3 separate regions of the Homo sapiens genome follow, and all the other regions are linked to region 1. Evidence: chromatin loops called from intact Hi-C (ENCODE). Cell type or tissue: HepG2. All regions are shown on one strand.

Region 1 (2,500 bases):
TTTACTGTGTTGACCAGGCTGATCTCGAACTCTTGATCTCGTGATCTGCCGGCTCGGCCTCCCAAAGAGCCGGGATTACAGGTGTGAGCCACCGCGCCTGGCCCCATTAGAGTCTTACAAGCATAGATAGTATCAGTAGCACCAGCACGCACAAAGGCTCCCTCTGCACTGGGTCCTGTGCTCCAGGCTCTGTGTGCATTTTATTAATTCTCTTCACAACCCTCTGAAGTAGATTCTCTTATCACCCTAATTTTGCACATGGCTTAAGGGGATTAAAAAACTTCCCCCAAGGCCAGGCGTGGTGGCTTATACCTGTAATCCCAGCACTTTGGGAGGCCTAGGCAGGTGAATCACTTGAGCCCAGGAGTTCGAGACCAGCCTGGGCAATATGGCGGAAACCTCCATCTCCACACAAAAATACTGAAAAATTAGCCTAGTGTGGTTGTGTGTGCCTGTGGTCCCAGCTACTTGGGAGGCTGAGGTGGGAGGATCACTTGAGCCCAGGAGGTCAAGGCTGCAATGAGCTATGATTGTGCCACTGCACTCTCAAAACAAACAAACAAAAACCTTCCCCAGGTTCACGCAAACTGGGAAGTGTCAGAATCAGTCTCGAAGCTCTGGTGCCTCTGATCAGGAGTCTTTCTCTTGACCACTGTGTGACACATCCACACCCACCAGCTGTCTCCCTGGAGAAAGCTTACCTTTTCGTGTTCAAGATAAGGAACAATATCAAAAATGAACAGGAGCACCAGAATGCTGGAATCATATTATATTTCTGATTGTTAGTGTATTTCTAGCTTTGTATTACTTTATATTTAAGGAATACATTTAGTGAAGCACTGTTTTGTTTTTTGTTTTTGCTTTTGCTTTTTTTCTGCTAGAGAGTATCTTGACTTTCAGGAGTTAGAACTCACTTCTAATAAGAAGATATTTACATCCGTAATTTAGCTGGTGTATCTTCTGGATTGATTGATTTTATTACCCTGCCATGCTGGAAGTGTGAATTCAGCCAAAGCATACAGATTTCAACATTTGTATAAAGGCTACCTCAAGAGGGCGCTCCTTGCAAGCCGTAGAGTTGTTTAGTTCTCTCCGGGCCTGACACTTGATTTTGGAGAGTATTTTCAGAGACTGCATTGCAATCCTGCATGAGTACAGAGGAAATTCATGGAAGAGCCATGAGGAAACATAACAGAAGTGCAGAAATCTGAGTCTTTAGGATGGAAGTTGTGAAGTTTCAGGGATTTCAATTTTTATAAAGATTAAAGAAAAACCTCTCAATTCTTTTCCTGTATAGAATCATAGAAGGGCTAGAAGAATTGCTTTTCTCTATTTTTAAGGACTTGGTAGGAGTGACGGTGGGAGAATTCTCAGCTCTTCTAGATAACCAATTACATCATTTAATATATTGATTTGATATCCTGAGGCAGATGGTATTAGGGTATTTGTTTTTGTTCTTTTAAAAATCATATTAGGGCCAGGTGAGGTGGCTCATGCCTGTAATCCCAGCACTTTGAGAGGCCGAGGTGGGTGGATCACCTGAAGTCAGGAGTTCAAGACCAGCTTAGCCAACATGGTGAAACCCCGTGTCTACTAATAATACAAAAATTAGCTGGGTGTGGTGGTGCACGCCTGTAATCCCAGCTACTTGGGAGGCTGAAGGTAGGAGAATCGCTTGAACCTGGGATGCGGAGGTTGCAGTGAGCTGAGATCACTCTATTGCACTCCAGCCTGGGCGACAAGAGCGAAACTCCATCTCTAAAAAATAAATAAATAAATATCATATTAACTCTTCTAAAAAAAATACAAAGAGGCACAGCTAAAAGGCAATAGGGAAATAAGAATGGAATTCTAAATAATGTTTAATTAATCCAGAAGAAGGTAAGAAAGGAGCAGAGGAATTTAAAAAACAGATGAGAGAAACTAAAAATAAATTCGAGCAGCAGACTTAAATGCAATCACATCAGTAGTTAACATTAAATATAAATTGACCAAACGGTCCAATTTAAAGACAGAAATTGTTAGGCTGCAGAAATAAAAACCCAACTCTATGCTGCCTTTAAATATAAATACAGATAAGTTGAAAGAAAAAAGATGGAATATGTCACACAAACAGTATGTTTTAGAAAGCTCGAATGGCCATATTAATATACAATAAAATAGACTTCAGGATGATATTACCAGAGGTAAAAGGGACAATTGTCCAGGAACATATAAGGCATAAAACTGTGTATGTCCAGTAATAGAGCTTAAAATACGTGAAGAAATATTGACAGGCCAGGCACCATGGTTCGCATCTATAATCCCTGCACTTTGAGAAGTCAAGGCGGGAGGATCGCTTAAGCCTAGGAGTTTAAGATCAGCCTGGGCAACATAGTGAGACCCTGTTGCTACAAAAAACTAAAAACTAGCTGGGCGTGGCAACACGCTCCGGTAGTCCCAGCTGTTCAGAAGGCTGGGGCAGGAGGATCTCTTGAGCCCAGGAGGTTGAGGCTGTAGT
Region 2 (2,500 bases), 73 kb after region 1:
CCGGGAGGCAGAGGTTGTGGTGAGCTGAGATTGCGCCATTGCACTCCAGCCTGGGCAACAAGAGGGAAACTGTTGCAAAAAAAAAAAAAAAAAAAGCATCCAAAAAACTGTTACGCTCTCAACACGATGGTCAGTAAGAGAACTTACTTTAAGTAGAGAACAGTAAGTGACATTAAGTGACACAAAAGCAAATTCCTTAAGTTTTAGGTGGAGGAGTGATAGGTCAGATTTGCATTTGAAACCAGTTCCGTTCAGGCACCTTGGCTTACGCCTATAATCCCAGTACTCTGGGAGGCCGACGCTGGGGATCACTTGAGGTTGGGAGTTCAAGACCAGCCTGGCCAACATGGTGAAACCCTGTCTCTACTAAAAATACAAAAATTAGCTGGGTGTGGTGGTGCACATCTGTAGTCCGAGCTACTCGGGAGGTTGGGGCACGAGAATTGCTTGAATCCGAGAGGTGGAGGTTGCAGTAAACCAGGATTGCGTCACTGCACTCCAGCCTGGGCGACAGAGCGAGACCCCATCTCAAACAAACAAACAAAAAAAGAAACCAGTTTCTTTTTAGATTGTTGTGAGTAGATTTAGGGAAGCAAGCCTGGAAGAAAGAAAGTCAGTGGTAACAGTGTAGATCATCAAAGGTGGTGGCAGTAGAATAGTGGGGACAGACATGGAAGAAGATTCCAGAAATATAAAGGAAGTGCAGTGGACTTGGTGACTGAGAAAATGGAGGGCAGGGAGAATCACATCCAGTAAAGGATGACACCCAGGCTGCTCACCCATATGACAACCTAGAAGGAGAAGGTTGGAGACCTGTGGGATCCTTTACCCAAGTTCACGTAGTTTGAAATTGCACAGCTGAGATTTGAATCCAGGTCTGTCTGACCACATGATCCTTCCACTCTTCTATCCTGACCCAATGGTTAGCATGCCCTTAATTGTAAACAAATAAAGGATCTTAATAAAAATCATCTAGCATTTGAAAGCTTTTATTTTTTGTGAAATGTTTTTTCATAACATTAAGGAAAAAAAAATGCCCACGGATGGTTACCGCCAGCAGACATAGGCTGGTGCCCTGAGAAGGTTCCCTGCCAGAAGCGTATAATGTATTTCCTCTCCTGGATGTTACATGGCCTGGGCCCTGGCCCACTCCTCTCCAGGCATTCCATCGAGCTGGAAATTGGTCTGCTTTGTTTTCATTTATGAGGTTTGTAGATTGAGTAACAGAATCTGGACTACAGTGTTCATTGTGTTTTCATGGTGTTGGATTACAAGCTTTCTTTTAAATTCATGGTTAGGTTTCTGAATGTGCCTTTTGGACATAGTTCTTCATGAGTTCCCATTACTAAGTGATTTCTTTGCATTGGGAACAGTATGTAAAACTCGAATTTTGAAGCTTCTTTTGTCAGTAGTTTGGGAAATGGCTTAATAAATAAGCTTGCAAATCTTTCCTTATGCTGGTGAAAGTGAAGGATTCTCATTGCTTTTAAAATATAGTGATGAATTTTAGTGCAATATTTTGTGTTATTTTAAAATTCAAAAAAATTATATTGTTGTTGTCTAGTAAAGAGCATTCTGTGCCTTAAGATTTTCATCTCTAAAAGAAGGATGACAGCAGCGCCTTCTTAGAATATTGTTTTGAGGATTGAGAAATTAATGAATTAACATAATACAGCTGGGTGTAGTGGCTCACGCCCATAATCCCAGCACTTTGGTCGGCTGAGGCGGGATGATCACTTGAGGCCAAGTATTTGAGACCAGCCTAGGCAACATAGTAAGACCCTGTCTCTGTAAAAAAAATACAAAAATTAGCTGGGCATAGTGGCATATGCCTGTAGTCCCAGCTACTAAGGAGGCTGAGATGGGAGGATTGTTTGAACCCAGGAGGTCGAGGCAACAGTGAGCCATGATCACGCCACTGTACTCCAGCCTGGGTGACAGAGCAAGACCTCGTCTCAAAATAAAATAAAATTAGCATAATATGCTTAGAACCTGGCCTGACGAAATGAGAAAGTTCACTAAGTGTTTTCTATTTCTTTCTGTCATTTTTTTCCTTGCATTATTCCCTGTCTGGTTAACCCCCAGTCATCCACGGAGACCCAGAAAAGCCTTCCATCTGAGTTGCTTCTTAGGTACTTGTGTCTATATCAATTGTTGCATTCATCATATAATATTTAATTCTTGATGACTTCTCCATCACACAGGGAGTGCTTTGCTTGTTTTATTTATTTATTTATTTATTTTTGACACGGAGTTTCGTTCTGTTGCTCAGGCTGGAGTGCAGTGGTATGATCTCAGCTCACTGCGAACTCTGCCTCCAGGGTTCGAGCAGTTCTCCTGGCTTAGCTTCCCAAGTAGTTGGGATTACAGGCACCCACCACCACATCCAGCTAAGTTTTGTGTGTGTGTGTTTTTTTTTTAGTAGAGACAGGGTTTCACCATGTTGACCAGGCTAGTCTCGAACTCTTGACCTCAGGTGATCTGCCCTCCTTGGCCTCCC
Region 3 (2,500 bases), 200 kb after region 1:
TAAAAAAGTTTGTACACAGCATAAAATGTTTGCTAACTATACACATTCTTGGTGCCACATTATTCCAGAGTGACTTCACTTAAATTACGTCTCTACCAGCCCTGGGCCTCGCCACACGTTATTATACTTCATATCTCTTCCTGCAGGTTAGAAAACCTTCACAGGGGTTGCTGCGGGTGACTGTACGTATACATACTTTTGCTATTTGTAAACACCAGGCCCTTTTAAAGTACTTTTTTTTTTTTTTGAAGAGTTTACATGAATGAAATCTGTTGTTTTTTAAATTTTTTTCAGCCCCCTTTCTATTAACTAAAATAGTTTTTAAACTTGAATATCATAAAATTCCTTTAGTAAAGGAGTCAGGGGGCCAGAGGTTACTGAACATTTGCCTTAAATATTCCCTTGCTTCCAGACAAAAATCATAGCTGAAGCATGACAGAAAAATATCTGTTCAATTTGTCAAATTCCTCAGGGACAATAATTACTTAGCTTCCCTCAGGGAGTATCCTTCCTGTCAATAAATTTCTCATAAATATTGGATAAATTCTTCCTCCTACTGTTTAAGGCTGTTTTTTTTTTTCTTCCCTGCCAGGATTGACCCAACATTGCACATTTGGTCAGCATTATGCATATGTGAAAATGCACTTTGTTCTATATTTCTGTCACTCCCTGTTTGCTTTTCTCTATCTTAATTATGGAAATGTATCCTCGTGAGTTGATATACCAGTCTTTCTGTCATACCCAGTAAGGAGGATTCCCGCCCTTGGTCTGGGGTCCGCATCAACTGTGTAGCACATGAATTGCTGTCATTTGGTCCCACAGGTGTCTATTGAGTGCTTATATGAGCCTCCAGGTGCTAGGCCTTGAGTGCACAGCATCCAGTAGAGGATGGGGGTCTCCTGTGTTTTTAGAAATATCCCATGAAATAAAAAAATTAAGCTATTTAATTGCAAAAGTAGTAAGATGAGCTTAGGTTCTAACCTGCCGCTGGGGCAGAAACTTCCACCTGGGAGTGATTCTGCGGCTTTGAATTCTGGCCTCTTTGTGTGTCTGTGAGTGGCTGACACAGTCGGCCACTCAATCGCAGTTTTGTCCGCTGGTTTTGGCGAGCTCAGGGCCTGTGCTGTGTGTGCTGCAGCTCGGGAGGGCTGACAAAGAGAGGTGGTTGAGGAGTGAGCGGCCGGGAGCCTTTCGCCTCCAGTGTCTTCGCTGGACCTTGGTCTTTACAAAAGGAAACAAATGAAGGCTCACTCTGATCCACTCACTGTGACAGTCTGAGTGGCAGCAGCCAGGAGCTTCTCTGGCCATTTGTAGTTCCCTCAGTTAAAAAATGAAAGGGTAGCTAAGGTTCAACAGCTCAGGCTTTGAACTTTATTTATTTGTTTATTTATTATTATCATCATCATTTTTGAGACAGAGTTGACAGTCTTGCTGCGTCTGTCACCCAGGCTGGAGTCCAGTGGCTTGATCTCAGCTCACTGCAACCTCTGCCTCCCGATTCAAGCAATTCTCCCACCTCAGCCTCCCAAGTAGCTGGGATTACAGGTGTGTGCCCTCACACTCAGCTAATTTTTTTGTAGTTTTAGTAGAGATGGAGTTTCACCATTTTGGCCAGGCTGGTCTTGACCTCCTGGGCTTAAGTGCTCCATCTGCCTCGGATTCCCAAAGTGCTGGGATTACAGGCTTGAGCCACCATGCCCAGCCAGGTTTTGAACTTTTTTTTTCTCTTTTGAGACTGAGTTTCGCTCTTGTTGCCCAGGCTGGAGTGCAACGGCACAATCTCGGCTCACCGCAACCTCTGCCTCTGGCGTTTAAGTGATTCTCTTGCCTCAGCCTCCTGAGTAGCTGGGATTACAGGCATGCACCACCATGCCTGGCTAATTTTATAGTTTTAGTAGAGACGGGGTTTCTCCATGTTGATCAGGCTGGTCTCGAACTCCCGACCTCAGGTGATCTGCCCTGCCTTGGCCTCCCAAAGTGCTGGGATTACAGGCATGAGCCACCACACCCAGCTGGTTTTGGACTTTTAAAAGGTGGGGTTCTTGTGGTCCAGCCCCATGTGTGAGATGGGGCCAGGTTCTAGTGGCAAGTCTAGCAGTTGCTATCCCCTTTTTAGACGTGTGACACAGCTGCCTACTAAAAGGTAGGGTGCCGGCAGTATAGCAGCCACCTTCTCAGTCCTCATTAATTAGAGGCTGAGCTATTGGATTTCCTGCCAATGGCCAAGTGGAAAATCTATTTGACTTTTTTTTTTTTTTTTAATTTAAAATGTATCTGCGTGGATAGACTCAGGCAGGAGATTTGTCTTTGTCTTTGTTAGAGGAACCTAGCTCCAGTGTCTTGCTTCTCCTCCCACTAACTGTAACAGTCACCACTGAGGCCGGGTGTGGTGCCTCATGCTTGTAATCCCAGCACTTTGGGAGGCCGAGGCAGGTGGATCACCTGAGAGTTCGAGACCAGCCTGGCTAACATGGTGAAACCCCGTCTCTACTAAAAATAC

The links. Peaks named below come from ENCODE experiments on the same cell type or tissue, not always from the same donor. Only the 100,000 strongest peaks of a DNase experiment are listed, where the experiment ranks them.
Region 2: a loop joins it to region 1, with 6 times the contacts of the local background. A loop is called at or near these places in 9 of 110 quality-filtered maps.
Region 3: it touches region 1 in a loop (8-fold over the local background); 2 of 110 quality-filtered maps call a loop at or near these places.

The regions. Positions count from the first base shown.
Region 1 is chr6:154,927,475-154,929,974 of GRCh38, forward strand. No RefSeq gene overlaps it. Among named protein-coding and RNA genes, the nearest start is that of TIAM2, 67 kb to the right of the region's middle. In HepG2, a CTCF peak has its summit at 1,063 (motif pointing right); a DNase peak (open chromatin) is centred at 1,077.
Region 2 is chr6:155,000,454-155,002,953 of GRCh38, forward strand. The region is part of intron 1 of TIAM2 (TIAM Rac1 associated GEF 2); the gene reads left to right. Among named protein-coding and RNA genes, the nearest start is that of TIAM2, 6.4 kb to the left of the region's middle. In HepG2, no CTCF peak of the experiment used is centred here; a DNase peak (open chromatin) is centred at 1,233.
Region 3 is chr6:155,122,617-155,125,116 of GRCh38, forward strand. The region is part of intron 2 of TIAM2 (TIAM Rac1 associated GEF 2); the gene reads left to right. Among named protein-coding and RNA genes, the nearest start is that of TIAM2, 130 kb to the left of the region's middle. In HepG2, no CTCF peak of the experiment used is centred here; a DNase peak (open chromatin) is centred at 1,195; H3K4me3 peaks cover 925 bases.